2 separate regions of the Mus musculus genome follow, and region 1 is linked to region 2. The links are chromatin loops, found by intact Hi-C in ENCODE. Cell type or tissue: heart. All regions are shown on one strand. Links, peaks and the distances in the headings refer to the core of each region. The heading gives the core; the rest is flanking DNA.

The links. A loop is a pair of places that touch in the nucleus more often than their neighbours do. Peaks named below come from ENCODE experiments on the same cell type or tissue, not always from the same donor. Only the 100,000 strongest peaks of a DNase experiment are listed, where the experiment ranks them.
Region 1: it touches region 2 in a loop (2.2-fold over the local background); 11 of 42 quality-filtered maps call a loop at or near these places.

Annotation. Positions count from the first base shown.
Region 1 is chr2:13,678,266-13,694,392 of GRCm38, forward strand. The region is part of intron 4 of St8sia6 (ST8 alpha-N-acetyl-neuraminide alpha-2,8-sialyltransferase 6); the gene reads right to left. Among named protein-coding and RNA genes, the nearest start is that of St8sia6, 110 kb to the right of the region's middle. In heart, for the core only: no CTCF peak of the experiment used is centred there; no DNase peak of the experiment used is centred there.
Region 2 is chr2:13,779,034-13,795,160 of GRCm38, forward strand. St8sia6 (ST8 alpha-N-acetyl-neuraminide alpha-2,8-sialyltransferase 6) reads right to left here and starts at 14,487. Exons shown (of 8, transcript NM_145838.1): 1 at 14,311-14,487; 2 at 13,721-13,819. The coding sequence starts at 14,411. In heart, for the core only: no CTCF peak of the experiment used is centred there; a DNase peak (open chromatin) is centred at 7,138.

The DNA.
Region 1 (16,127 bases), core at 2,922-10,921, 100 kb before region 2:
TTCATGTTTGGAAGCATTTCCTAACAATAAAGAAAACCACATGAGTTCAAAGGACTTTGAATATAAGTTCAAGCCATATGCATCACACATTAAAGATCCACTCAGCCTCTACACACAAGCCTCATGACTCAGGATTGGGGGACCATGTGTCTGTATGAGGGCCTGTATGTGCAGTGGTGAGAGCTGAGATACAGGGGAGGTAGGAGGAAGGAATTATTTAGCCCTGGAAGCTGACACTAAGTGATCTCCAAGGCCAGTTTTGGAATGCTAAAGCCTGACAAATTTTAGTTATCTCGCTGTAAATCAGCATTGTAGACCACTGTCACATTTGAATGTGGTCTTAAATTACATAATTAAAGGAAGATTGGCTAAGAGGAGAGGGAAATATGTGTTGTATTGTGATGAACCATTGTTGCTGTGTAGTGTCTATGTGGAAGCTTTTCTTTCAAAGGCATATTACCTAAGGCCTGTCTGGAGAGAACAGGGTAAAACCCAAGACAACTGAATCAGACACAATAACTATAAGGGGGAAGAATTAGTGAACCCACGAAGCTTCAAGGTACAGAGGGATGTGAGTGTCTGAATCCCCCAAAATGTGTAGCCCCCAATAAGATGGTGTTAGGAGAAGGAGTCGTTGGAAGATGACTATGGATAGATAAGGTCGTGAGGATAGAGCCATCAGCATATGAAGTTGGTTCCCAGAGAAAGGATCTAATCTGACCCTTACAGAGCTATCCTGGAACCCCAATCTTGGACAACCAGCTTCTAGAACTATGCTGTTTAAACAACCCAGATTGTGACATTTTGTTACAGCTAAAACAAGAGCCATTACAAGGCAGCAATTCAACACACATTTTAACGGGCAGCCAGCAGGTAATGTGCAGAGCCCAAAATCACTGAAATTAGAACTTACAAATTATTAAATACAAACATGGACAAAACACAGCCTGCCTTCTGGGAACTTGTTTACCTAAGGGAGTTGTAATTCATTTGTTGGTATACTCTAACATAGTATAGATTGGTGTGAGAAGGCCTTACCCTAGGTACATGGGGAAAACTCCAGGTTAGTGGGGCTTACAAAAGAACCTATAAAGGCATAGCATGGGGACCACCCAATAGATCAGAGGCCCTGCAAATGTTTGTTGAACTAACAACTTGTGCTTGGGAATGACAGTTTGTTTTGTCAGAGGACAGAAAGCAGCAGGTGACGAGAGAAAGGAAGTAGCTGGCTGACTACAAGGAGAAAACTTTCTAATCAAACATTTAGGTGATTTCACGTTTATTTTTGTTTGTTTTCCTCTTGGAACTTGCATGCTGGATGAGTTTACATTTCCATTAGCAGTGATGTAATCAAACTAAGCAACTCCTGGAAATATACCCAAAGGAGTCTAGGTCAGCCTGCCATGGAGATACTAGCATATCTATGCTTATTGCTGCACCACTAACAATAAACAAGATGGAACCAACCTAGATGTCCACCAACTGGTGAATGGGTGCAGAAAATGTGGTATACAAACACAGTGGCATTTTATTCATGAAGAAGAAAGAAATTGTACCATTCATAGAAACATGGATAGCACTGAATATTGTTTTAGTAAGCAAGATAGCCAGACCCAGAAGAAACAAATCATGTTTCTTTTCATATGTGGAACCTGAACTGTGTGTGTGTACATATGTGCATATGATATATATGGTAGACATGCATCCATATATATGACATGGAAATAGATGAGAGAAAAGTAAGAGGACTAGCTATAGTGACAACAGGAAAATGAACAGGGTTGAAAACAGAGGTCATATAGAGGCAAATAAAAATACCCTTATGAAGCACATCACTTCACACAATGACATATTCTAATAAAACATTTCCAGATGTGGGGTTGGAAAAATGGCTCAGTAGTCAAGAGCACTGACTCTTCTTCCAGAGAACCAGAGTTTGATTCCCAGTACCTACAGCCATTCATAAGTCCAGTTCCATGGGCTCAGACACCCTTTCTGACCTCTGTGGGCACCATGCTTTTGTTCCGTGGGAACCAAACATGCGCATGGTACACAGACATGCCCATGAGCAAAACACTCATACACATAAAACACATCTTTTACAGAGTAAGCTGACACCAAGAAAGTGGTATAGGGTACAAAGGGGAGAAGGGACAGATTCAAGATACATTTACTGAGTTCAGAAAACAAAGATAAAGGCTGTTAGTGGACAAGTCAAATGCTAAGTGAAAAGTGTTCTTTTAGACTCTCTCCAAAGACAGGTGGAATCCACTCATATTTCACAGATATTTATCAAGAGCATCTCCCGTGCATGGGCTGCTCTGGCCAGTGAACATGTCAAGCTCATCTCTGTCTCAATCTGGCAACCGTCACAGCACAATTTGGATGAAAAGAAAAACTGGGAAAGCCCCAGAGCAGAGAAATGGAGGTAATGAATAGTTTGTTACTCATGTTAGCTGGAAAGTATACCCAAATGAGCAATCATTTATTTCCTCCATAGGGTCACAGAACCACAGCGAACAAAATCAATAGATGTCAGTGTAAGCAAAGAGCAAATTGATTCTGCCCCCAGATTCATAGAGAATAGTGTATTCATAAACACAATACATTTTTGAAAAGGTAATAAAAAGGACTTTAATGAATTCAGGAGGATTTTATTTGGGTAGTTAAAGGTTCAGTTCTGCTAAGGGCAGAAGACGGGTAAAGCAAACGAAACCTGTAGAGAAGCCAAGATGGGACAAAGACGATGGATTGGCACAGGATGTGACAGAGAAGGAAAAAAGGAGAGACATGGCAAGAGTTAGAGGAAAAGTACAAAGAAAACCAGTAATAGAAAAGCAGCAGATAAAAGAAGACACATAAAACAGAGAGAAATGAAAACATGCACAGCACTACTGTTCTATAGAGGCAAAGCCACCCACAAACAAACAGACAGACACACAGATACACAGGAACAGCGAAAGCAGGGACATAAGTCTCTGGCTCCCATATGTAAATAAATATTAATAGCTAATTCAACATATAATCCCTCCAAGCATTTACCATGTTAACTTGTTTAATTCTCAAAACAGCCCCAGAAGGAAACAAAACAAAACAAAACAAAACAAAACAAAACAAAACAAAAACTGTTCTTCCCAGTTTCCAGGTACAGCGGTTGAGTTGGAGGAGACATGATTTGCCTCAGGTCATGTGACTTGCCTGAGGTTTTAATCCAAGGCAGATCCAACTCAGGGGAGATTACCTGCTAGTTTTTAGCTTCTCCTTGATGGCTCCTGACATAAAGGCAAACCTATTAGAATCATACCTGAGTCAGAAGGGCCTGGACAGAAGATCTATAGATTGTAAGCAATTACAGATGTCAGCCCAGAGTATTATACCTAGCAAAACTTTCAATCATGATAGATGGAAAAAGACTTTCCAAGATAAAACTAAATTTAAGCAATATCTATTAAAAATCTAGCACTATAGAAAGTGTCGAAGGAAAACTCCAACTTAAAGAGGTTAACTACATTCAAGAAAACACAGGTAATAAATAATCCCAGACCAACAAAGTTAAAAAAAAAAAAAGAACAAAAGCACATATACAAACACACCACCATCATGATCAACAACAAAATAACCGGAATCAACAATTATTGGTCATTAATCCCTCAACGCCAACTGTCTCAATCCCTCAATAAAAAGACAAAGACTAACAGAATGAGTGTGAAAATAGGGCCCATCCTTCTGTTGCATCCAAGAAGCACACCTTAACATCAAGGAGAGACATAGCTGCAGGATAAGAGGATGGAAAAAGATATTCCAGCCAAATGGACCTAAGAAGCAAGCTGTTACAGCCAATTTAATATCTGACAAAAGAGTCTTCAAACCAATACTAGTCAGAAGTGTCAGGAGCCATAATGGGGCAAGCTAATAACTAGCAGGTGATCATCCTGAAGTGGCCTGCCTCGGATTATTATATAATCTGTGACAGGTGAGCCCTCACTAAGCATGGCTGTGAGGGACTAATTTTAGGAAAGATTCCTGCTATTAATATGCTTTTTCTGTTATTATTAAACATATATAACAATCACTAGGTAGGAGCACACCTGTCTGGAGCAGATCTCTGCAGATCCACAAAGATGTACTATCTTGGAGTGATGCTATATTGACAAATAGATGACTTAATTCTTAATGATGATCCTATAAGAATTCCTAAAATTATATATGTGATTATTAAGCTCTTTTATTAATGGGACTGCTATTAGCTTCTTTTCTGATAGTCAAAGCTGCAATGAGAACTCTGCCAGTCTCTCAAGTGTCACCAGTTAATTGCTCTTAGATGGTAACCAGACTTTCTCCTACTCAGAGCACATTCCAAGAGGTTGTAAAACAATTAAGCAAAGGTCATAAAAAGGAAAGTAGGTTTCTAGGGATTTGAACTTAGAACTCAACAAGTTTGCTCAACAGGTTTGCTCAGCAAGTGTATTTTGTCCACTGAGCCAATTCCCTGGTCCTAGGAAGCATTCTTAGGATAAATAGTTTGGTTTATCTTGTGCTGATGCTATTTCCTTTTTCAAAAGCTCTCATTATTTTATGAACTTGCACAGACTAGACCAAGTCTGGATTGCATGTACCTGTAAAAAGCATCCAAAAGATACTGGAAGACCACATCTTTCACAGGTGGAGGATGAGGTAGCCAGACTATACTCACAGTCCTTTATGAAAGCTGGCTCACATCCACAACTCTCCTCTAACTGCTCCTAGAAAGCCAGTACTCAACTCCGACGGCAATTTTCCAAGATTCCCCGAGGAATTGATCGTCTGTTCTTCTGGCTTTAGTCCCAAACACAGCTTCTGTTTCTGCCTGGCCTGGGATATATACACATGTTCCTCCTTTGAGCTTGCAGCTTCTGTATAGATCCTGACTTTTCAAATCTGCCCTCAGGCTCTGCCCAACAGCATTTCAAACATGAATGGCCAATCCCCATTTTGTGTTTTTCTGTCTTGTTTCTATTCCCACTTGTGGGGTAATTAGTTTGTGCTCACAAAATTCTAGGATCTTCCCATAATTATGCTGATTAAATTTCAGGCACTTCATCGACACTGCTGTTTAGGCCTTAGAGCATGGGATTTAATGATCCATATCGAAGAGGAGGGACAAACAGCTAGTGGTTCCTACAGAGGTATGTCCTTTGCTGCAGAAAAGGAAAATAATATTCAATATGATTGTTGCTTAGAGAGCTGGGGCTTTGTACTTGGTGTTCAGTGTGACCTATTTTCCATCATGAAAGGTTCAAAGAAAGTTTTAATGGAACAAACTGAATAAGAAGTGCTGGTCCTTACAGCAGGTATGGAAAAATCTATGTGAAATGATCACAGAAGAAAAACTGCAGCCTATGTGTGTTTATACTTCTTCATAGGAAGAGGATTGGATCTGAAGTTATTTAATTATTGCTTTTTCTTCTACATCATAGACATGTTTTATCAGTTACAGATATCGAGAGTGTTACATATTCTTAGTGAAATGTTAATGGTAAGCTAAAAAATATTTTAAACTGGAAATAACAGCAGCTGTCATGTAGGCTAAGCAATCACCAACCTCCTATTAAGCATTTTATTATAAGGAAAATATTTTTAATAAAGGTAAGTATCATCTCCATTTTACAAAACAAAGAGACTAGGGTGAGAAGTAGGCTTGCCTAGTGATGACAGTGATGATGATGGTGATGGTGATGATGACGACGACACGAACAGCCAAGAGTCAAATAGAAAAATGTGCCTTTGCAATATTTTAGTGGAAGATGGGCACAGTAGTCTACATAGAAAATCCCATGCCAGCCAGAGCTATATGGCAAGACCATGTTTTAACAAAACAAAGAAGCAAAAAACAAAGCAAAGGAAAAAAAAACCCACAACAACAAAAGGAACAAGTTCAAAGCCTGTACTTCTACTGGCTATGAGGTACCGAGCGATCTCACTGGCCCACAAAATGATTTTCCAAAAGGCTTTCAAGACAATGCAGTGATAATAGTTGTCAACAACAAATGGTAATCAGGTTAATGGATATGAAACTGGAGACCTATTTTATGCCACAAATAATTAATTCAAAATAGATCATATGGAATCAAATGTAAAGGCTTAAACTGAAACTCTTTGAAGAAACCATAGACTGTTTTACTTTCTTTCCCTTCACTGTGACCAAATTACCTGGCACAGACAAGTTACTGAGAGAAAGACTGATTTCATTCACAGTAAAGTTTCTTTATCGAAGCTAGTGATAACGGTGAGCACAGAGGCATGCTAGAATCGTTCAGTTTATATCATAGGAGCTCAGGAGGCCGAGAGACAGGGAGTGGCCAGGAAGGGCCCAAGAGCAGCTGCCAGTCACTGGAAAGTTTTCACATTCCCTAAAGCAGAATTACCACCCTGGGCCCAGCCATCAAATCATGATTCTCTGATGAAATTTACATATTCAAACCATAACATTCAACCCCTGTCATCCAAATATTCAAGGCCACCTCATAATGTAAATACCTTTAATTTTTCCAGTGTCTTACTTTTCTTGCTATCCTGATAAACATCATGACTAAAAGCAACTTAGTGGAAGGAAGAAAGTGTTTCGCCTTGAGCTTCCAGGTCACAGCCCATTTCTGAGGGAAACTGGAGTAGAAACCCAAGGAAGAGTGTGGCTTACAGATTGTCTCTTATGGCTTGGTCAGCTTGCTTTCTTAAACAAGCCAGGACCATCTTGTCAAGGGCAACACCCCCAGAGTGAGCTGAGCACCCCTAAATCAATCAATAAAGAAAATGCTCCACAGACTTGCGTGTAGGCAACGTGATGGAGACATCTTCTTAACTGGGGTTCTTTCTTACCTGTTTGACAGGTTTGGTTTAAGGTAACAAAATTAACCAGCACCCACGTCTAAGAAGGGGCACAGTGTCCACACTTTGGTCTTCATTCTTCTTGAGTTTCATGCGTTTAGCAAATTGTATCTTATATCTTGGGTATCCTAAGTTTGGGGCTAATATCCACTTATCAGTGAGTACATATTGTGTGAGTTCCTTTGTTATTGTATTACCTCACTCAGGATGATGCCCTCCAGGTCCATCCATTTGGCTAGGAATTTCATAAATTCATTCTTTTTAATAGCTGAGTAGTACTCCATTGTGTAAATGTACCACCTTTTCTGTATCCATTCCTCTGTTGAGGGACATCTGGGTTCTTTCCAGCTTCTGGCTATTACAAAACACCCATGGAAGGAGTTACAGAGACAAAGTTAGGAGCTGTGACGAAAGGATGGACCATCTAGAGACTGCCATATCCAGGGATCCACCCCATAATCATCTTCCAAATGCTGACACCATTGCATACACTAGCAAGATTTTGCTAAAAGGACCCAGATATAGCTGTCTCTTGTGAGACCGGGGCCTAGCAAACACAGAAGTGGATGCTCACAGTCAGCTAGTGGATGGATCACAGGACTCCCAATGGAGGAGCTAGAGAAAGTACCCAAGGAGCTAAAGGGATCTGCATCCCTATAGGTGGAACAACATTATGAACTAACCAGTACCCCGGAGCTCTTGACTCTAGCTGCATATGTATCAAAAGATGGCCTAGTCGGCCATCACTGGAAAGAGAGGCCCATTGGACACGCAAACTGTATATGCCCCAGTACAGGGGAATGCCAAGGCCAAAAAATGGGAATGGGTGGGAAGGGAAGTGGGGGGGGAGGGTATGGGGGACTTTTGGGATAGCATTGGAAATGTAATTGAGGAAAATATGTAATAAAAAATATTAAAAATTACAAAAAAATTAACCAGTACCATCTATTCATTTCCAAATTGTTCCAAGTTTCAAGGTCTTCTGAAACCCAAGGCAAACTCTTAGCTGTGAGCCTCTCTGAAGTGAAAAAGTTACATACTTCCAACATTTCCAATCCCGAAGGGGAAAAGTAACATAGAAAGGAATAGGCTCACATTAAGATGAAAACTTAATAAAGTAAGACTATTCAGCACTGAAGTTCCATGAGCAACATCAGAGGTACATGGTATTGTGATGCTACTTAGCAGGAACTTGGGTAGCACCATTCCTATGGCCATAGTATTCCTATCAGGTCTTTAGCTTAAGCTGTTTCCACTTTTCCCCTGCTACCCTCCTCAGTTGTTCTTTATTGCTAGAAGTCCAACATCCTGGGGTCTCCACTGACATGTTTCATGCATCTTTCTCAGGGTCTCCATGCAGGGAGTCTGACCTTGTCAATTGCTGCCAGACATCTCAGACATCTCGGGCTCTTTGCTGGAACCTTGGTGGAAGCCTCCAAGACACTAACCCCTGCATTCTCCCAGGCTGCAAAACTAGCATTACACGGATAATTCGAAGATCTGTTTGCCATCTTGAGAAGTAGGTGGATACCCTTAGACAACAGCTACCGAGCACAGTGATTACATGGGTGGCTCAGTGTCTCAGAAAACCATTTCCTTAGGCTGCTCTGTATGAAGAGAGGGCTCTATCAGCTTTCTTCTCAAGGGAAAGCCTTTAAAATGAGCCTTCTGTGAGGGCTGGCAAATTCCTGTTGTTGCAATGCAAAATGCACAGCTTCTCTTCACTGGCCCTAATCTCTTTAACAACAAGGACTCCCTTGCCCAGTACTTACAACTTTTTTTTTTTTTTTTGACTAGACTTTAGGTTTTCAAATCTATTCACTCTGCTTTTTGACTCGAAGTTTAACTTTAAACCTACCTAAAATCAGCCAGCAATAATCATGCCACAGCCTGAATGCTGTGTCGTTTTGGAATGTCTTCCGTGAACCTAATTGTTTTGTCATCTTTGAAGTCAGCTTTCCCCCGGATTTTAGGATATGAACAAAATTATCTGCCAGCATATAATACTAATAGCCCTAGTCCAGTACTCAGTAGAGTCCCTTTTCCCGTCAGAAATATCACAAAAAATCTTCACACTTTCTACATTTTTGTCAGAATCGTGGTCTTGAGTCTTGCCAGCATTATTGATTCAGCTCTAGTTCCAGTCTAGAGTGTTTCTAGCCTATATCTATCTCCAAACATCACCAAATTCCTCCCTAAAAATCAGTGGAAAGATACAGGAGCTACATGATACTGGTTAGCCATAGGCATGAGCACATTTCTCTGGTATCAATTTCCTGTATTAGACACATTTCCATCACTGTATCATAACACTGACAGCTAAAGGGAGGAAGAGCTTTAGAGGGCTTCAGTCCATCATGGCAGGGAAGATGCGGTAGAGCAATTCAGAGCACAACATGGTATTCCAGGACACAGAGAGTGAAACTGGAAGTTGTTAGGGACAATCAATATTCTCTCGAGGAGCTGCACCTAAGGAGTTCACCTCCTCCAGCTAGTACAGACCTTCTAATGCTTCTATAATTCCTCAAATAACATCATGTTGGGACTGATCTTTCAAATCATGAGCCCATGAGGAAGCTATTTCATATTCAAGCCAGAGCATAGTCATAAAGATTCCGTCAGGGAATATTTTCTCTGAAACCAAAAATATCAGTGACCAAAGAAGGATAAATCAGATTGCATCAGAATTTAAATGTCTTCATAGGACAGTCAAGAAAGAGGAAAATGCAGCCTACAGAATGAGTGAAAATCCTCCCAGATCATTTATAAGATCAGAAATTTGCCACCAAAAATCTATAAATTATAGCAGCAACTCAAAAGTAAGATGAAAGCTCAAGTTTAAAGTGAGTTAAAGACTGAATTAGACATTGTTCTACTGTAGACATAAAAAGGCTACTGAGCACATCAAAGATATCTGATCTCATGAATGACTAGGGAAATGCAAATCAAAACCACAACACAGAGATATTATTGGGGAGAAAGAGAAATTTCGACCTTAACATGGTGTTAGGGCTGTACAATGCAGTAGACACTTTGGAAAAGAGATTTAGACCCTCAAAATACTAAACACAGAGTTACCATGTTATCAATATTTTTATTCCTAACTGTATACTAAAAGAAATGAAAACATATTTACAAACAAAAACAAATGCTTCTCATGTAATGAACAGATGGCAGTCTCAATCAGTAACTGAATAAGACCTAGAATCACCCAGGAAAAAAGGTCTTAGGCAAATCCAAGGGGCACTGACACCCCTTGGGGCAAGTCTGTTGGAGGTGATGATCTTGACTGGATTAATGGAGTTGGAAGGACACACCCACTGTGGGTGGTCCCATTCCCTTGGCTGGGATTCTCAACTGTTTAAACATGAGAAAGTGAGTGGAGCACAAGCATGCACAGGTCTCTACTTCATGACTGTGAGTGATATATCACTAACTGCCTCAAGCTACTGCTGATGTAACTACTCCACCACAGCCAATTGTAACCAATGAGTCAATACAAACCCTTTGCCCTTAAGAAGTCTTAGATGAACTATTTTATCACAGCAATAACTAAAGTAACTGAAACACATTAGCAAACACAATAGCATATCTACATAATAGGACATTGCATGGCAACTTAACAGAGGTAAATACTTAAACATGTTACAATGGGTAGATCTTAAAAGTTCTTAAAAGCCAGTAGGTAAAGGAAAGCATGCTGACCATGTTGTATAATTCCATATATATTAAATTCCCAGAGGAGGCAAACATATATAGCCAGAAAGTAGATCCTCAGCTGCCGAAGTCATAGAGAAGGGAAAAATAGGAAGTTATTGTTGATGGGGATAGGTATTTAGAAATAATGAAAATATTCTGGAATTTGTTGTTGTATAGATATGCAAATATGCTAAAGACACTGAGTTATATTCAATTATTTTTAAACTTTTTAAAACAAGTTAAAAACATGCCTTTAAAATCATAAATGCCTGTACACTTGGCATATGTGGACCAGGTGGTCAGTGTGTCTGTATTTCCCCCATCTCCTTTTCAGAGAAGGCCACCAATCCCTTATAGGTGACAAGAATTGGTGTATCAGAGTCCAGTGAGTTCTCCACAGAGTAATTGGAATTTTTAAAATGAGAAAAATAGTATTTGGAGCATGAAAACTTAACATGGTGTGGTGGCCTTGCCTTCCAACTGGGGCACTACATTGATAAGCAAAACAGAAGGACCTGAAACAACTTATGACTGATTACAGAAGCAGGATTGAGAAATGGAACTCAAGAACCAGACAGAGAGCAGCAAATGCTCACTACTGCTATGGACACCAATAAAATATAAAGTACAATATGGTTTATAGTTTTGCTGAGTGTTCAACCTCATAAAAACTCAATCCACTCAAAGTTCTTCACAACCCATCAGCCACAGTCCAAAGCCATACTAGCGACATGGCTCAATGGGTAAAGCACTTTTTGCATAACTCTGATCAGACCTGAAGCCTACATAAAGGTGGAAATGGACAACAGACACCACAAAGGTTTTCTCCAATCCCATCCTGGTGTTCTGACATATACAGCCCCCCACACACCATGACCCAGGCAGACTAAGAGCCCGAGCACTTAGTTCAGGCAGTTTACAACTAACCATAACCCCAGTCCTGGGAGACCTTATACCATTTTCTGGCCTCCACAGGCGTGTGCACACGTGTGTGCGCACGCACACACACACACACACACACACACATTGGTTTTTTTTTTTTAATGTGAGCCAAACTTCAATAGAATTATTTCAAGGCTCAGTATATGACGAGAGGATGTATAAAGAGCAAAGTGATAAGCAAGAGATAACGGAGGTTTCCCTTCATGGCTTGTATATGCACTGGTATCTTTAAGTTTAAGAAAGATGAGCTCATCTGTTTGGGTAATGGACTCAAGGCAAAATAAAACATGAGAGAGTGTGATTATTCAAGCAAAGGAGGAAAAATTTATTGCGCTGAGAGTCCTGTTGTAAAGGGACATTGTCAAAACACTGACTAGCCAAATCTGCAGGGATGCAGTAGCCATGCTTAAACAGGCTATGCAGTGCTGAAGTTACTGTAGGCAATGCTATAAAGACAAGAGGATTGACTGGTGGGGCAGCCTACAGGGAGGCCTAGCTGATATCAGTAAGTGAAGCAATGTGGCTATAACTGAGTGTGATCTGGCAGAGAATTTTAAAACAGAATTTAGAGGCCAGTGAATCTCACATATGATGCATTTTTATGGAAAACTTCATATTCTAAAAGCTAAGAAGAGGAACTATCTCCCATGTACAAGACCTGGTTCCTATTATTAAGTGCTGCAGTGGTAATGACATGGTGTGGGGTCTGTTGCTTTTCTAAATGCACAGGCATGCTGAATAGTGTGGCAGAGAGAAAATGATATGACAGGGTATTAATAGTGAAAAATGGTCCTGATGCTGAGGAAATGGAAAGGGGCTTCCTTGGTCTGACAACTGATCCAGAACACCTAGCATAAAGTGCATGCTTTTGCTTAAATTTGAACAGGAATAAAATATGCACTGCTTTTAGCTGTCATCACAGAAATCATGCACAAATCATAAATAACAAACATTTAAGGCAATGGGAAGGAAAAAAACAGTGGCTCAGAAGAATGAACACGGCCTTGTATAATCAGAAGCATATAATGGAGATGATGGTTGCTTCTGACCACGAAATCTCTGCTTCAGAACAAACTGCCTGGAACAGGATATGAAATACTGGAAGTACCACGAAGAATAAACTCACAAGGTGGTAATGAGAAGAAATGCTACTGTTGCTTTTGAATAAAGATAACTGAAAACTTGGTTTCAAAACTCAGTCTGGTTTTCCAGCTCAAGGATTTCTCTCCAGATACCAAGTGACTTTTTGTCTGTTTATTTGCAGACTTTATTTATTTACATCAAGTTAAATTTAATGAAACTGCCTTAACAATGTGAATAGGTAGTTCTAAAATTAGTATATGTAACACTTTATATAAGTTTATTTTGTTTAACACTGTACTTTTGGGGACCTGTCAATGAAACTACTAAATGACTTTAGAATCTTTAAAAAAATTTAAAGTGTATTTATTTATTGTGGATTCTGTGTTTATGTGTATGTACTCTGCCACACATGTGGAGGTTGGGGGACAACTCACAGGAGTCTGTTCTCTGCTTCCACCTCAAGGGTCTTGGGAATTGAACTCGGGTCATAAGGCTTAGAGTGCCTTTACCAGCTGGCCCATCTTGCTGTCACCAGCCCTAGGACATTTTCTTATATATTCAGCCCAAGTATAGGAATGGCTTTTAAGAACGTCCAACATAAGCAAAGCTGGGAGTTAGTTCAAGCTTTAATAAATTTGTACCATGTAATTAATACAATTGTTACCATAATTCTTGTTGGTAACAAAATAATAGGCACAAAATATCTATTTTACAAATCACTGGAAAGACATTTCATTTACATCAGTCTTAAACGCCAACATTCCAAAATAGCACTGTTTTCCAACATTAGGTTTTCACCTTATGTCTCAGAAACATGAGTATGTTTTAATAAATCAATTGATGCTAAAGAGCTTCCCCCAAATCTGAAATCAGTATATGGATTTCTGTGAGAGGAAAGGTGACAGTAACATGAGAATTAAGCATGGTTGCTGTGCTCAGTAATTTCTGTAACTGATGACACAAACAATCAAGTTCTTTTAATGTGGGAAAGCTAATGTGGTAATTATCATGCAAGTAACATAGCAAATCTTAAGACTAATGGTGGGAACTCAAAGATATGTGGGGATGAAACCTGCTTCAAGTTTCTAGAGCTTCACAGAGGATTTTTAGTGGGTGAGCTTGAACATGTGAGGGCAAACATGTTTAATTTCGATGAAACAGCTCAGTGTCCTGCTCAAACATTTTGGTGTCCTGCTCCAATACCACAGTATCGTTTAACAAGTTGAATAGAGATTGGTTTACCAAAGAGAGGGGGAAAGATGTGAAGACTGGCAATGCCTTAAGTTTAAATATGGGTGGATTCAGTGCATTGCCTTGGAGTACTGGAAAGACTCTTAATCAACAAATAGTTTCAAAAGTAGGAATGGTAGGATTCTCAATATGGTTGGAATCAGAGGTCAAGAGAAAAGGGACACAGAGCACCTTCAATTTTTGCTTAAATATTTCTTTAACTAGGTTCTGTTAAGACCTCATAAATATGATCCACGGCTATGACACTGACTATCTAGAGGAGAGGAAGGAGTAAATGCTTGTGTCCTATAATAAACATGTCTATGCAGAAGGGGGAATAGGCAATCAAACCCCACATCAAGAAGAATGTCTGATGCAGACGGCTGCTTAGGAATGGCTCAGCCCACTAGGAAAGAAGCTTAATTATCTGATGACAATTTGATAATCATGCATCTTTGCTTTTAAGATAGGCTGGACTGACATTTGCTGTGTAGACCAGGTTGGCCTGGAGCCTGCCTCTGCTACCCCAGAGCTGGGATGAACAGCTTTGGGAAACCAGTAACATGGACATTGCATAAAGAAATTTTCCTCTTAACACTTCTCACTTCCAGGTGAATTCAAAAAAAAAAAAGAAAGAGATGTCAACCCAGGCTTCAAATTTCTCAAGCCCATAATGATATGCTGAGTGAGTAGAAGGCTGGACACCTATAAAAGAAGAAACAAAGCCTGCTGAGAAAACAGATTTTTCTGTACTTATTTTTCTTGCTTGGTGAGCACATTTTCTCTTAGCATTGATACATTTCCAGAATAAGAAAAGGTTTTCTATAGCTAGGTGTCCCAGGACTTCAAACACAGCCTTCCCAAACCCAGCTTATCGTCTGAAAAACAAAACAAAACAAAACAAAACAAAACAAAACACCCACTTTCTTTTGAAAGCTATGTTTTGGTCAGTAGCATCATGATTATCCAAATCACTCAGATCTCAAGTTTTTATATTTAACTTTTTTCTCCTTTAATTACAGACCTGAAATCCAACTAAATCAAAACAAAGGACCTGTGATTTTTAATCACACAGATATAAATGATAGACTGTGAGACATGGATAAGACAGGCCATGTCCAGAAGAGCTCAAAGTCAAGTGTTCCCCTTTACATGTCATAGATACCTCTGGTATTTGAGCCCCACAGTCTTCTCTGGTCACTTTTCTCCAACCAATCCCTTAACTGCTCTGACTCTGCACGCTCACCCAATGCTCCAGCTCATAGAATAGTATGCTAACTGAATACTTAGGTAATAAATGGACTGTGTAACTCCTCTGCTAGGAACACCTCTATTGGTCCTTAGTTTCCACAGAATGCCCATGAACCTGTCTCTACTGACCACTGCTCCTCATCATATGACCTTCCCAACTCTGCCTCCAAGCAGTCTCTTATACCAAGGTCGTGTTACAGCTCCCACCCAGACAGACTTGAAATTAAGGTCTGGCTTCGTCATTCCCACATTGGTCCCTAGCTCCCTGTCTATCCACCCTCAGGGTTAATGCTCAAGATATTTCCTTCCACAGCACATATCAAGAAATTATACTTACAGTGAGTGATCTTACACTGACATATAACAGCATTTGTCTAAAATAATCATTCTGAAATTAAGTCATGAATAAATTTATATTTTATTTATTTATTTATTTATTTATTTATTTATTTATTTATTTATTGTCTGTAGGAACCTAAGATTCTTTGATGCCAATAAGGAAAGTATATTTTTCTTGCTTATTTCATGTATCTTATCACTGAGCTATTTATTAAGGCCCTCCTTGTGCATAGCACTATACCAGGTAATGAAGGAAGCTACTGTACTTTGGCATAATAAGTCCTAAACAAATATTTGTGGGTGAATAAATTATACCCCTTCTCTTAGCAAGTAGCCTGCTTATTTAAGAGGGGAACAAAAAGACTTTTAAGCTCTCTTATTTTTAGCTCATTTGACCACAGAAATCCTATAATTTTTAAATAGTCCCCAGGAGTCAACCAGAGAAAGTTTCAACAAATGGGTTTCAGATAGATTTTATTATATATTCACTTGCTCATATTCTTGAGAATTTAATGTCACTTTTGTAATGGCTGCTAAAAGAATGTTATTGCCTTTTTTAAACTATACATTTTATCCTTCAGTTTGACATAAAATGCTATAAATAAATCAGATGGAAAACTGTTTAGCTACTTGACATCTATAATAACAGGGGGGTGTTTCTACAATGCCAGATTTATAAATAGGCAGAGGCTCCCAGATCTGGTTATTATGATTTAATT
Region 2 (16,127 bases), core at 2,569-10,568:
AACAACAGAAAGCCTACATACACATGGAAGCTGAATAACACCCTACTCAATGATAACTTGGCCAAGGATGAAATAAAGAAATTAAAAACTTTTTAGAATTTAATGAAAATGAAGGCACAATCTACACAAACTTATGGGATACAATGGAAGGAATGCTAAGAGGAAAACTCAGCTCTGAGTGCCTCAAAAACAAAACAAAACAAGACAAAAAAAAAAAACTGGAGAGAGCATTCACTAGCAGCTTAAGAGCACACCTAAAAGATCTAGAACAAAAAGAAACAAACACACCCAAAAAGAGTGGACAGCAGGAGATAATCAAATTTGAGGATGAAATCAACCAAGTAGAAACAAAAAGAAGTATACAAAGAATCAACAAAACCAAGAGCTGGTTCTTTGAGAAAATCAACAAGATAAATAAACCCTTAGCCAGACTAACCAGAGATCACAGAGACAGTATCCAAATTAACAAAATCAGAAATGAAAAAGGAGACATAACAACAGAAACTGAGGAAATTCAGAATATCATCAGATCCTACTACAAAAGCCTATACTCAACGCAACTAGAAAATCTGGATGAAATAGACAATTTTCTAGACAGACACTAAATACCAAAGTTAAATCAGGGTCAGATAAACCATCTAAACAGTCCCAGAACCCCTAAAGAAATAGAAGCAGTCATTAAAAGCCCCCCCCAAAAGCCCAGTACCAGAATTCTATCAGACCTTCAAAGAAGACCTAATACCAATACTCTTCCAACTATTCCACAAAACATAATCGGATGGAACACTACCCAATTCATTCTATGAAGGCACAGTTACACAGTTTTCTCCCTTGGAGATGGAACAGTTTCTGTCTAATCAGGATCTTTTCATAATTTCCTTTCATAGAGGATGCCATAAGAGCTTTTTTTCCAACTTCAATCATGTTTAATGTTCCAAATAGATTTTTAAAAATGGTCGAATGCTTATTACTTTTAGCTTCAGAAGGTATCATATATATTTAAGAGGCATTTAACCATTATAAATTATTTTTATGACTTAAAAATGTCAATACTGCTGGACGTGGTGGCACATGACTTTAATCCCAGCACTCAGGAGGCAGAGGCAGGCGGATTTCTGAGTTCAAGGCCAGCCTGGTCTACAAAGTGAGTTCCAGGATAGCCAGAGCTATATACAGAGAAACCCTGTCTGGGAAAAAAAAGTCAATACTGAGTTGTATATTTTAAAATAAATTTTATAAGTTTAATAAAAAATAAAAATTAAAAAGAAGATAGGCCTGCCTGGAGGAGGCAGGTCTCTGGTAGGCAATCCGTTGGAGCATCCATGTTCCCCCAGAGGCTCTGTTCTTCCTGACTGCCATGACCTGAGCAGCTGTACCTCACCACATCACCACCAGGCTATATAGCACACCTCAGGCCTAAAGCATCAGGGGCAAGGTGGTCATGGACCGAGCCCTCCGAACTGTAGACTGAAATGTCTTTTCTCCTTTAACTTGTTTCTCCTCAGCTCTTTTGTCAGCTACAGAAGGCTAGCACACCATCATAAGGATAGCAGAATCCACAAAACAAGGCATCGGGAATAAGACTCCCTTTCTGCAGTTTATTTCCCAAGCCTCAGGGCCTCTGGAGGGTGTTTCTCTTCCTGCCCCAAATGAGGTGGTAAAACCTTAAGCCATGAAGCCCCTAAAGACTGACTAAAACCAATCACTGCACCTGGTATGCACTTCTTTCATTTCTTGAGGTTCTTTCTCTGGGGCCCAGGCCTCTGCCCAATACTTCTGCTGTCAACCAGTAATTCTCCAACATCCCATCTGTCCAAGAGAGCTCATCCCTCCAATGTAACCAGGGATTTTAGTATTTCAAATTCATCCTAATCCCTGTTAGTTCAAGGAAATGACTGTTAATAGAATAGTGGAAAAAGAAGTGTGGGCCACTGAACAAAAGGCAATTGGGATTAACAATGGAGATGTCAGTAGCCTTGCCTCTGCCATTCAGGTCAATAGTTGTCTGATGAACGTTTTCTAGTCTTGGGAAATCATCCCAGTCCCTTTTTTGAAAGAAATATACTCAGTGCAGTCAACCCTTCCTGTCTGTGAACCTCACCAAACAGAGACAGAAAATATGAATGGGAAGGCGGGGATATGACTCATTGAGTAAAGGCACTTGCTATACAAGAGGACCCAAGTCTAAAACCCTAGAACTCACATAAAATTCAGACACATAGCGTGAGCCTCTGGAATCCCAGCACACCTGTGGAAAGACAGGAGTTGGAGACGGGGATCCCCAGCAGCTGCAGGCCAGTCTTGCCTAGGCAGCTGAAAAACAGTGACACTCTTCAGGTAAGATGAAGAGTGAAGACTGACTCAGACTGTCATCTGCCTTCTGCATGTATGATTCGTCAGGTGTACCTGCACTCACACAGTAACAGTCTCTGTGCACCACACACACACACACACACACACACAGAGAGAGAGAGAGAGAGAGAGAGAGAGAGAGAGAGAGAGAGAGAGAGAGAGAGAGAGAGAGATGATGGGTGAGGAGGATATGGACCTGTATTAAATATGCACAGGATTTTTTCTTGTCATTATTCTCTGGGCAATATTGTGTAACAACTGCACATAGCATCTGCATTTCATTACACACTCTTAAGTCATAGCAAGGTGATTTAGGTATGCAAAAGATAGTCATAGATTGTGAATAAACACTACAGTTTTGTATTAGAAACTTGAACACTTGGATTGTGATATTCAACTGGATTTTGGGGAACCCATTTCCCTTGAACATCAAGGGATAATGATAGTGAATTCCCATAAACATGATAGAAAATAAAATTCTTATTTTTGACTCCAACAGCCTCTGGGGACAGATGGTCACAGAGACACCATTTCTTCATGAACTCCTTGCTCTACTCCCACACCCTGAAGAGGGAGAAAACAATAGAACATTCTTCCTGCCCTTCAAGCTCCCCTGGCACTCCTACCATGGGGGAACAAACCCAGAGAAGTCAGGAGGAACGGCAGCCCACACTCGGAAGCCTCCAGGAGGAAGAGCAGTCTGTACTCAGAAGCCTCTACTGGGACAAGCTTCTTGGGACACATGCTCTGAATCTTTTCCAAAATAGGACAGCTTATGTAGAGACACAGAAGTCAAAGAACAGATCCACAGAGGAAGCAAACCAGAATAACCAAGAGATTCTTGGGGAGTTAAATTAAGATAAGGAGGTAGAATACAAGACCCCAAACCTCCTTTTAAAGTAAACAACAGACTCAAGGACATGTATGGACTTAAACATCAGAGCACATTAGTCTCCTTACTTCTCATAGCAAAGAAGCAAAGACCTGTTCAGAAGTGATGATGCTTTACTCTTGGGAGGAGAATTCAGCAGCCTTCCTCTGTCTGGGGCTAGAGTGGGGAGGTGCTTAGTTCACAGGCTTCTAATGCACCCTGCTCTTGAGTGTTCTACAGCCTGCAGTCATGATGCCAGTTTGATCATATACAACAAAATGCCAAAAAAAAAACCCACCCAACTCCAATTATTACAATTTTCAGGATTCAACCATAGAGAGTAGATGTTCCGTGATTTTCCTTCTCCTGAACTGTTTACATCCTCCAAAGGACACACAAAGTCTACCCAAAATGACAATCCCAAGGGTAGGTGGCACGTACTGTCCACTTTAGAAGCTCATTCCCTTTGGAGAAGAAATGCTATTCTACTCATGAGCTGTGGAGATAGAGAATGTGCGGGAAGTGCCCGCAGGAGGTGTAGATTTCATCTGTGAAACAGAGCGAGACCAGAGAAAAATAGTAGAGAAGCTGACATTGGCTTCCCACCCACAGTCTGCCCCTCTTTCCACTCAGACCAGAAAGTCAGGTCTCTTCTCCCACACAAGAAGGAACCTGCTTCCTGAGGCAGGAAGAGCGCTGTCTGGGCTCTCTCTCTCTCTCTCTCTCTCTCTCTCTCTCTCTCTCTCTCTCTCTCTCTCTCTCTCTCTCTCTCTCTCTCTCCCCTCAAGAACAGGTCTCAACTATAATATATTATGTTATATGTTAATTGTGTTTATGTTATTATATATTATGTTACACAGTTTACATAATTGTAAAATAACGTCGTGGGAAGAATTAGAAAGGAAATCAATCAATTATTATAATCTGCCACAGAGCTGGGTGAGTTCGCTCTTCTGGGGATTTGAGTGGCATTTGTCATGCACCATTCCTGACAGCAGGGAATACATTCAAGTTACAGGCATTAAGGCCAAAACATGACTGTAAAAGGCAGTGTAGGGCTCTAGAATTGAAAAACTGATAAATAGCAAACTATTTTATTGTACTTTTTTTTCAGATCCACAGTTTTAAATGTAGGTATTTGTTGGAGAGCTTTATGGCTCAGCCTTGCATTTCATATATGCTCTGAGAAGGAGGCTCTTGGTTGAGAACAAGAGGTCCTAATGTCTCCAGTTTGGTGACATCATGATGGTAGAAGATCCCCTCCTTTAGTGGTACCTAAACTAAACAGCAAACTCTTAAAAAATGTCACAAAATTCTGAGACTACATTGTAGGAACAGTCAATTGCTTTTAAAGGAGAAATTATAAATTTCTATTAAAAATGTTTACAATTAGCTATAGAAAAAGCTTTTAGAAAGCAAGTGTTTCATATTCTTAATATACACAAGTCTCTTAGGGTTCTATTGCTATGAAGAGACACCATGACCACAGCAACTCTTGTAAAGGAAAACATTTAATTGAACCTGGCTTATAGTTCAGAGATTTAATCTATTATTGCAATGGCAGGAAGCATGGTGGCATGCAGGAGACATGGTGCTGAGGAGGTAGCCAAGAGTTTTTTATATATGAATCTGCAGGCATCAGGAGTGAATTGTCACACTGGGCCTGGCTTCAGCATCTAAGACCTCAATGTTCATCCCCAGTGACACACTTCATTCTGCAAGGCCACACCTACTCCAACAAGAACACACCTCCTAATAATGTCACCACCTATGAGCCTCAGGGGGCCATTTTCTTTCAAACCACCACAACAAGTAAACAGAGTAAGCAAAGTGAAGCTAAAGGGAGAAACTCGGTCTGGGAGCTTGGTCATCACCACTCCCACAGAATGCTGGGTATAGTGGTGTGTACCTGGATTAAAACTCCTTTAGATAAGGACACAGAGGCAGGAAGACTCCCAGAGCTCACTGGCCAGCCAGTCGAGCTGAATCAGTGAGATTTGGTGAGAGACTCTTTCTCAGAAAATAACATGGGGTGTGATTGAGGAAGACAACCCACATTGACTTCTGGCTTACACATGCTTGCACAGACATATGTAGAGACAAACACAGACAAATAAATGCACACACACAAATAATAGTTTTTTTTTTTAAACTAAGAAAATTAAGACGACTTTTCTGTGAGAGAAGCTGTTACGTTATGGTACAACCTAGAGGAAAGGGTAATAAATAACAAAATCTGTAACCCATTTACTAATTTAAAGGGGACAAAAATGAGAGCAGATGCTATTGGTTAATAATTCAGTAACACTGAGAACACATGTAAAACCCATCCCTAGAGGCAGGGAAAAGGGCAAAGGAAGAATACAAGTGAAGGAAAAGTCAAGAGTCCACATGGAGCAGAAAACATTGACAGAAATTAGAGACAGAAAACCCTGAGCCACATCACAGAGGTCAGGCAGACCTGGGAACTCCTGAAACAACCACACAGAGAAAATCACAAGGTCTTCTAATTTTAAATTAGCTAAGCCTGATGCCTAAAGAGACACCATTCATCTAAAGGGACTATTGTGTAGACATAACATTGTGGAGTATTTGAGGTTTGGTTTGTTTGTTTGTTTGTTTGTTTGTTGTTTGTTTGTTTGTTTTTTGGTGTTTTGAGCCACAGTCTCATGTAGCCCAAAGTGGCCTTCAACACATAATCCTCCTGTCTTTACCTCCCAGGTCTTGGGATTCCATGTGCGATATGAGTCAGGGCTTGAATGTGCAAGCGTGCAAGGAAACCAAGTACACATGTATGCACGTGAAGGCATGAAGTTGAAATCTAGAACCTTCCTCAACAACTCTACTCCTAATTCGTTAAGGAAGGGCTTCTCAATTAATCCAAGAGATTGACAATACAACTAATCTAGCCAGCATGATATGGAAATTCAGTGTCTCTTTTGAGAACTAGATACACAGTCACCATGCTCATCCAGCATGCATGTGGGTTCTAGGAACCCAAACTCTGGGCCTCAGGGTCGCACAGGATGTACTTGAGCTGCTAAGCTATCTCACCAGCCTTTAAAATTTGCTGTCAGTATAAAGTAAAACAAACAATTAAGTCAATTCCTTCAGAAGCTATGAAAAGAAAATTGTCAAGGTCTCTCATTCTGAGGTAGAAATGTCAGAAAATAGGGAACAATGTTTGCAAAGTCTTAGGGGAAAATATTTTAAGTCTTAAAAAGAGGAAGTGACAGAGCTCCTGCCTAGCATTCACAAAGCCTTAAATTCCAAAATAGCAACAACGAAAAGTATTAAGGAAAAAAACAAAGAAAATGGAATTGCTATCCTGGAACTGAGTACCAGGGTTTCATAGAGATTGACATGTACACCCCATGGCTAAAATGAAAGGTTTATGCCAACTGACCAAGGAAGAAATAAAAATGAAGAAGAAATAAGGACAGCCTAATTTAAGTTGGCATATGTCAGGCATTTACAAGGGGATCAAACCAATGCTTCTAGGTTTTTAAGCAATAATTAGGTTTATATTAGGAAAGAATTTTCAAAGAAGAAAGCATTTATTAAGAAAATAACAACAGGTAAGAATACCACCTCTTACGCTGTATCTGAAATAAGCTGCAGTGGGTCAGTTTCAGTATTCTCAAATTACGTAGTTTTAAACTACAGATATATACTTACTTTAGGGTCAAAGATTCATACACACATAGAATGGAGGAGCTAGAGAAAGGACCCAAGGAGCTGAAGGGGTTTGCAGCCCCATAAGAGGAACAACAATATGAACCAACCAGTAACCCCAGAGCTCCTAGGAACTAAACCACCAAGCAAAGAGTACACATGGAGGGACCCATGGCTCCAGCTGCATACGTAGCAGAGGATGACCTTGTGGGACATCAATGAGAGAAGAGGCTCTTGGTCATGTGAAGGCTCGATGCCTCAGTGTAGGGGAATGCCAAGACCAGGAAGTGAGAGTGGATGGGTTGGTTAGCAGGGGAAGGGAGAGGCGGGAGGGGGTTTTTGGAAGGGAAACCAGGAAGGGGATAGCATTTGAAATGTAAATAAAGAAAAATACCTAATAAAAAAGAAAAGAAAAGAAAAATAAAACTGGGAAGAGAAGGTAAAGATGAGGGATACAGCAAGAGAGAGACTGAAAACTTCTACCAAGTACATAATAGCAATAACTAACAATTAGACATTAATAAAAGCTAGGAAATGTTTTATGCACAGAGCATAAATCTCATACATGTGATATACATGAACTTCTCAAAAATCAGAAATGAAAATCAAATACCAGTGGAAAGATATCAAAAGTCAATTTAGAAAAGAAAAAATATAAATGTCAAAATGTTAACAATAAAACCTACCACAATGGGTAAACAAGTCCAGATTAAGGTATTAATTTTGTTTCTTAAGGATGAAGTTTTAAAAGTCACAGTGGGGGATACAAACCCTCTTGGAGTTCAGGTCAGCTGTCACTCTTGCATGCTGCTAAAATTAGAAGAGGCATCGTGACAGATTTTTACACAAACCACATCAGCATTTAAATGTTCCACTATGAAGCACCTCTGCTTCTAGAATTTATTCAAATAATCAGAGGACAAAGCACATTCAGGGTACAAGCCAAAATCAGAGATGATAAATAACCTATGTGGCACACAGACAAAAAATGTACTTTAAGGAAAGATCTCTACATTTTACTACTGTGCCTCAAAAAGCATGCTGCAGAAGAAAAGTCATTACAATTGCCCAGATGATGTTCAAAGTTGTCATTCTGTATTCTGTACCCCAAAAATGCATACACACACACACACACACACACACACAGAGAGAGAGAGAGAGAGAGAGAGAGAGAGAGAGAGAGAGAGAGAGAGAGAGAGAGAAGGGAAAATATGAGCTATCTTTTGGGAGTTGAAATACCTGGGACTTTTCTTTTCTATGTATTCATTTAAAACATATAAGAGTTCTCAGAAATACTTGTAGGGTCATGTGAATGTACTACAGTTGAAATCTGAACTCTGACTGCCCCCAGTTCTTAAACTGACACAAGCCAAGCACTGGTCTCAATAACCTAAAGAGAAAGGTCATTAAAGTGAACACCAGACAAATTAAAAGTGAAGATTTGGTCCCAACATTCTGGAAAATTCACTGTTCGGGTACTCCAGGTAGGCCAAGACAGACACCAACTAGCCAGAACATCCGAAGAATAGCTGCTGATGGTCAGAAAGCACCAGGAAGCCACAAGACCCCAGCTCATCATCATTGATGTTGAAACCCCAGAGGAAACTGCTACAAATGGGTATCAAGCCACAGTGAGCATTTGTGTAGTTCCCATGAAGGATATCTGTGCTAACCATCCAATTCCTCATGTCTAATAATTGACTACTTAGGAACTCACTCATTGATACTGCAGCAGAATTTTGATAGGTTTCTCTTATACTCAAAATGTTTCTCTTATACTCAAAAATAAAATTGATATCATTTAAGAAAATACTAATATTCAAGAAAAATTCAACTGCTTAGGAGATAAAAACAAAAATGATTTAAATGTTATTGTAAATAAATGTTCCTGTCCCCAACCGATAATATATTTGATATTTGCTTTATTACTTTTAATTATGTGGTGTGGGGCACAGGGATCTGTATATGGGTGTGTGCTTGTGAGTGTTGCTACTCACAGAGGCCAGGAGTTCCAAGAGCTGAAGCTAGAGGTGACGTTCAAAATGAATGCTGAGAACCCAACTTGGGTCCTCTGCAAAGGCAGTACATGTTCTTAGCCACTGAGCCATCGCTGTCACTGAGCCAACCCTTAAGCCCCTAGACACTATATATATATGTGTGTGTATGTATATATATATATATATATATATATATATGTATGTATGTATGTGTGTATATATATATGTATGTATATATATACATATACATACATATATATATATATATATAGTTTGAATACTATGTCTTAAAACTTTTAAAATGTGTCTATGGCTAGGTAAATGGCTCAGTGGTACAGTCTAACATGCATGAGACTATGAGTTCAATCCATAATATCACAATTCCAAAGCTCCATTCCAAGGAAAATGTATAGTACCAAACTTTTTCATTATAAGGAGAAAGGAAAAAGCACATAAAAAAAAAAATCAACCCTGCAGCTCAAGACATTGGAAAAGAAGAATAACTTTTTAAAAACTTCAAATAAAATGGAGCACAGAAATACGTTTGAGGAAATGTAAATCCAAAAAGGCCAGAACAGACTTTGACAAAGTTTATGTGAAAAAGAAAGAATTTATTGTTATATTTTAATTCTTAGTGTGTCTTCTTCTCTGTCTTTAATGCATGGCCGTCTCCTAGGCAGTTAGAAATACCCAGTGGGGTACATGGACATGGGGTACACAGGTGTGGGGTACACAGACGTGGTGTACATGGACAGTCTGCAAAGGTTTTACTGACGGGAGCAGGGAGAAAGGAGACATAAGAATTCCCTTCAAAGGAAGGATCATCCAGAGACTGCCCCACCCGGGGATCCACCCCATAAACAACCACCAAACCCAGACACTATCGAATATGCCAACAAGATTTTGCTGACAGGATCCTGATATAGCTGTCTCTTACGAGGCTATGCCAGTGCCTGGCAAATACAGAAGTGGATGCTCACAGCCTTCTATTGGATGGAACACAAGGCCCCTAATGGAGGAGCTAGAGAAAGCACTCAAAGAGCTGAAAGGTGGAACAACAATATGAACTAGCCAGTACCCCCAGAGCTCATGTCTCTAGCTGCATATGTAGCAGAAAATGGCCTAGTCAGCCATCAATGGGAGAAGAGGCCCTTGGTCTTGCGAAGATCATATGCCCCAGTATAGGGGAATGCCAGGTCCAGGAAGCGGGAGTGGGTGGGTTGGGGAGCAGGGGGAGGGGGGAGCGTATAGGAGACTTTCAGAGAGGAAACTAGGAAAGGGGATAGCATTTGAAATGTAAATGAAGAAAATATCTTAAAAAAACACCAGGGCCAAGAAGTAGGAGTGGGTGGGTAGGGGAGTGGGGGGGAGGGAGGGTATGGGGGACTTTTGGGATAGCATTGGAAATGTAAATGAGGAAAATACCTAATTAAAAAAAATCATACATGGAGAACTGATCTTTGGTGATGAAATTTGCCTAGCCTTAGAGTTAAGACCATTAAAATGGTATTCATAAATAAAGCATGTTTTTACTTAAAAAAAAAAAAAAAAAAAGATTTCCCCTTCAAACAACAGATCTTGCTGCAGTTACCAGAGAACTTTGCAGAGGGCGCTTATACACCTGCCTCCTTTCCCATTCAACCACCTCACTGGGTAGCCACTTCCCCAGTCCCTTCCCTCTACTTCCCATAACTTACATTAAAGCTTATGTTTTAATCAAGGCTGTATTTACATTGGGGTGAAAAGGGCAGCCATGGGTTCTGACTTACTGAGAGAAGGTTGGGACTATACAGGGTTAAGTTTGAGGTAGCAATGGCAGAAGGGGGTTGCTAACTCCTCCAATTTAAAACAAACAAACAACAAAAACAATCATTGGATTTTACCAGTGAAGGCTTGGAAGCCAGATGCTGTGGTGACAACCTGCTGGCTCAAAGAGGCAGAGAAAGCACCCAGCTGACCTTCCTCCCCAAACAACATCACAAAAGAAAAGAGAACTTCTTCACACTGTCTCAGAAACCCTTCAAACAGAATGTTCCTTCCTTCTATTTTCTGTGTGGCTCTCTATTAGTCCTCCTGTCCTCCTCTTCCTCTCTGTGGTTTTGGCCTATGCTCACTCCCTGCCAACTGTGGCTTGCTCCTCCTCTTGACTTATGATTCCATTTAATCCTGTTTAAAGTAACCAAAAGGCTCCTGGATTAAGCACACGTGCTAGAACTCAGCAACACCCATAACTAAAACCAGGTTTCTCTAGTAAATAATACAATCTCGGGGTTCACAGTATGATCAAATATCCTGCAACAGAGAAAAGCAAACATTTTAGTGACAGACAAGGACAGGCTGAAAGAAAATCTTCAGCAGATCCCCCAGAGGTAGCATCAGGATGCCCTCTGGCCTCTGGGACTGCAGCAAGAGCATCTAGAACAAGAGTCAGAAGCTGCAGTTCTTACAATGGTCACTGACAGGAAGCTGGCCATCAAACAGAAAAGTGACTGGGGGGTGAGGGGGTGGCCTCCAAGCAGAAAAGGGATGTTATTTTGCAGATAGGAGAGTTAAGACATACCATGCCCCTTTACACCTATGTATCTAGATGCCATCTTAGAGAAACAAGAAGTGGCAAAAATGGCAATCTGATACATGGAGTGTGTACTTTAAGAGAGAATGAATATTATCAGAAAGAGTTGCTTAAACTGTCACACAAGTATACACACACACACACACACACACACACACACACACCACAGACATGCATGTACACATAAAGGAGTTTGAGAACAGGCTCTTGGCTCCATGTGACCTGGATTTGACTCTTGGTTGCACAACTCTATAACATCAGGAAATTATCTTGTGTGTTTCAATTTCTCAATCTATAAAATGAGGAGAACTGTTTTTTCTAACAGTTCAAAAGCATAAATGAGTTAATAAATATAAAGTGCTTGGATCAGTGTCTGCTACACAAGAAGCATTCAAGGGATGATGGCTACTCTTAATATTGCTAAGATCAGTAACAAGGAAGAGCAGGCCAGCCACTGAGACATGAAAAAACTGCCAGTTTCTCTACATAGCCAAGCAGTAGTGAATTTCAATTTACTCCCCTGCTCCATGAATAATAAAAATCATGAATGAGAAAGATATAAAATAGATCAAAGGACAAAGAGGTTTTTTTTTCTGTCACAAACACAGCAGTCTGGTTTAAACAAAAAGAATATCTTTTTAAAAAATGGACCATATTCAGTAAAAATATAAATTGCCAATATTAGTTCAAGAAGTATAGCAAGTAGATTTTTCAAAGGAAGGATGCCAAAGAAATAAAAATTAATTAGTGACCTCTGGAAAGACCTGGGACAAGAGAACTAAGGAGTATGTGCTTTGGATTTCTCAAAAGGAAACCCCCAGAATGAACAATAATAGTTCAACGACTGACTTGTGGGCAGAAGTCCTCTCACCCTCATTTCATAAGCAAAGCTACTCCTTCCATGAAATCAAGAAAGTTGGGTGAAATCAAGCACATATCAGTCTTTTTATCAAGAGTTTTATTACTCCAGGATTTCCTAGTGTCCCTACCAGACTCGGGAATTCCAATGAGGCACCTGTGGCAATAATTCTTCAGTGCAGTTTCTTCTAAGTACTTCCAGATCTTTCTGAGGATCAGGCCCAGAGCCTTGTGGAAAGCAATGTCCAGTCATGCAATCAGAAGATTAAGGTGGATTCAAGAGCCAAGAATATACAGAAGGATGAAGAGGAAGAGAGAGGGGGAGGCAGTATACAAAATTGCCATCGTTATAACAAAGCAGAACAGGATGCAGCCTGCTCCGGGGACGTGTGGAAGCAGAAATTGATTCAACTCTTCTTGGAAGCAATTGGAAAGAAACGTGATTTAGAACGTTAAATGCACGTTCATTTTTACCTAATAATCCAACTTCCTATCAGTCCTCCTAAGGAAATGAGTCTGAAATGAAGATAAAGATTTACATACAAAGATAGACTCAATAGAATGTCTCCTAGCAAACAAAACGAAATGAAGATAGGAAAGCATTTAAATGAGTAAAGAAAAAATTATTAAATAGACTACAGAATATTAAGATGGTGAATAACTAGTAACAAGCAACATTGGTGGGAGGTGGTAAAATCATGTTCAGGCCTATGATCCTTTAGGGGAAAAAGATGACACACAAACACAAAGTACAATCTCACATGTACTTTTCACATATAGGAAATAGACATTACAGAGACATAAAGTAGTCCTAACCTGAAAATGATACCTGGGTCTGGGCTCTGAGTTAATATTAAATTCTCTTATGTATTTCCCCTATGGCTTTCTATATTAAGTTGTGTTATTTCTATAATCAGAATAATAGATATCCAATAATTACTGTACATTAATACACACCCACAGTAAGGAAGAAATGTAAGTTCTTTTTCATCCAGGACAAACACACTGAAGAATTGTATTCCTTCGATCTCAACACAGATGCACTTTAAAGAACAGAAAACAAAACCCACAAACCAAATCTCTCAGTAAAGATAGACAAGTGCCTTCTCTGGGGTTTTCCACACACCTTTATCTACAGAATTCAGTACCCATCTTTGAAAGTGTAGCCGATATGGAGAGATGTGTTTTTAAAGGTTGATGTGCGTAGTCTCTCTCTCTCTCTCTCTCTCTCTCTCTCTCTCTCTCTCTCTCTCTCTCTCTCTCTCTCTCTCTCTCTCTGTCAAAGACAGACAGAGACAGACAGACAGAGATATCCAGGCAAAACGCTCAAGTGAGTTCCACGGGTCTCGCAGTCTTGCCCAGACCTTGTCCATCTGTCCCTAGTGGCCTTAGTACCTGTTCCTGGTGCGTGGTACCGGGGTTGTCGGGCTCCAGAGTGTCTTCAGTGCAGCTGAGGTACCACTGGTGTCCTCTCTGCTTCCCTCCATCAACAGCCTGCACAGCCAGGGAGAAAACTAAGTTATTACACCGCGTTGGAAGCCAGTGTGGCTGGCAGACTGGGCACTGCACTCCAGACGTAATCAGAGCATCTTTGTGCACCCCAGCTCCCGGGATGGGTCCCTAATCTTGAAGTTAGACAGGAAAAATCCCATAGGACAAAACCAGGAGTAGAATGGGGGAGTCCTGGAGCCTGGCGGGAAACCTCTTCAGGAGGTTCCGCTCTGCAGCTCCCTCGCCCACAGAGGCACTATCCGGAGCCCTCCCAACCCCGACGTGTCCCTTTCCACTTCAAACCAAGACATCCGGCCAAGCGTCGCCTCTCCGCGACCCCTGATCTCCACCCTACCCTCAAGGAGCTGCTTAGTCAAAAGTCTAAAGTGGTCAGTCACCCGGATCTTTCCGGGCGTCCCCTGGAAGCAACACCCAGAGCACAGCGTGGGCGCACCGGACCTTTCAGGTGGGGCGAGTTGAGGCCGGGGAATTACCTGGAGCGGGCAGGCGCGTCGGCTGGGCACCAGAGCATACGCAGGAGGAGCAGCAGCATCAGGCTGCCTATGAGGGCGAACAGCGTGCCCCCCGATCTCATCCTGAGCCACGGGCGTCCTCGCCGCCAAAGCTGCCGGGGCGAAGCGCAGCCCGGGCGGCACCGACTCGCCGCTCCGGTCACCGCCTTCGCCGCCGCCGCCACCGCGGCCGCTGCCACGCACACCCCCAGCGTTCAAAGGCGGTGGCGCGGGCCCGCACTCTGGGGGCTGCCCAGAGCCCAGCCTGCAACAGTGTTGCTGGGCACCGAGCCGAAGAAGCCGCGTTCGGGCTCGCTCGCTTCTTCCAAGCCAGCCCCGGCCGCCGAAGCTGGCGAAGCTGGCGGACAGCTAGCGGATGACGATTCTCCAAGCTCGTCGCTTGTCCTCCCGGAGGCGCTCGGAGCCGCTGCGGGCTCTGGTCGCTGCAGCCGCCGCTGCCTCTGCCTACTGCTGCCGCCGCCGCCACGCGGGGTCACCTGAAGGTTGGGGTATGAGCGCTCAACTCCGCGCTGATTGGGCTCCAACTTTTCAGCTGCTCTCACCTTCGCCCGAGTGCGCGCTTGGCCCCAAGTGACCCACCCAATCACATTGCGACTCTGCTATGTAGCTGAGGCCCTGAGCTAGAACCTGGAGGACTGAAGAGAAGAGCAGAAAGGACCCACTTCAAAAAGTTTGCAAACTGGGTTGCTCAGTTGGATCCTCCCACGTGCCTGAAAGCTGCCAGGAACTTGGTAACGTTTGAGTAGACTGGCATTGCATGGCACCTTCCCACGACGTTCCGTGGACAGTTGACACCAAATTACCAAGAGATCTTCAAGGGCAATTTGTCCACCCACCTTTGACCAGAGTCATCTCTGCTTGCTTTAAAACAACTGTTTTATTGGACATCTTTGTGTCCAGTAATTTGTATTATTGATGAGCATGCGATTGTGTGACAGATTGACTGCTTATAAGGGCAGAATTGAGTAGTGGTGACTGCGAGTCTATAGCTCTCAAAACCTGAAGTGTTTACCATTGTTTACCAAATGTTTTTCAGAAAAACAGATTTGCCTACTGCCAATGGAGGTGATCTCTGGATTTTAAATTCTTGCCTAATCCAGAACCTAATTGGAATTATAACGAACACGAGAATTTCACCAATAAGAGAAAAATGCACCAACCAATCATAGGCAGCTAACTCATCACACCACGCAAAGTCAGTTACCTACATGTAGCCAATCAGGTGATCCCTCTACTAAGACTTTGTGCCCGCCCACCAAAAGCTTGCTGCCCACTGATAGGCAGATATCCCCTCTTCTGTTTCCCAGTGCTGCCTAATTCACGAGTCCTTCTTTGTTCAAGTAAATGGTTGACATTTATTTGTCTCAAATATTTCTTTTCTCGTAGCTATAGGTCGACATCCAGTTTCTGTGTTGAAACTCTATCCTCCAACTGTGATTTGATCCTCAACACGAGGCTGGAGAGATGGCCCACTTGAGTTGGATGAATTAGCTAGGGCAGGGTTCAGTGGGAGGATCTGTGCCAAACAATAAGGTGGAGAGTGATAGAAGACCTCACTCAATACCAGCCTCTGGCTTTTGTTCCTGTACATACGTGCACGCACACATGTATGTACAACACACACACACACACACACACACACACAGAGAGAGAGAGAGAGAGAGAGAGAGAGAGAGAGAGAGAGAGAGAGAGAGAGAGAGAGAGCGCAGAGGGCAGGAGTTTCCTTTCTCACTAATTTGTGAGGGGAGGGGACAACCACCAACCATGAACTTTACAAT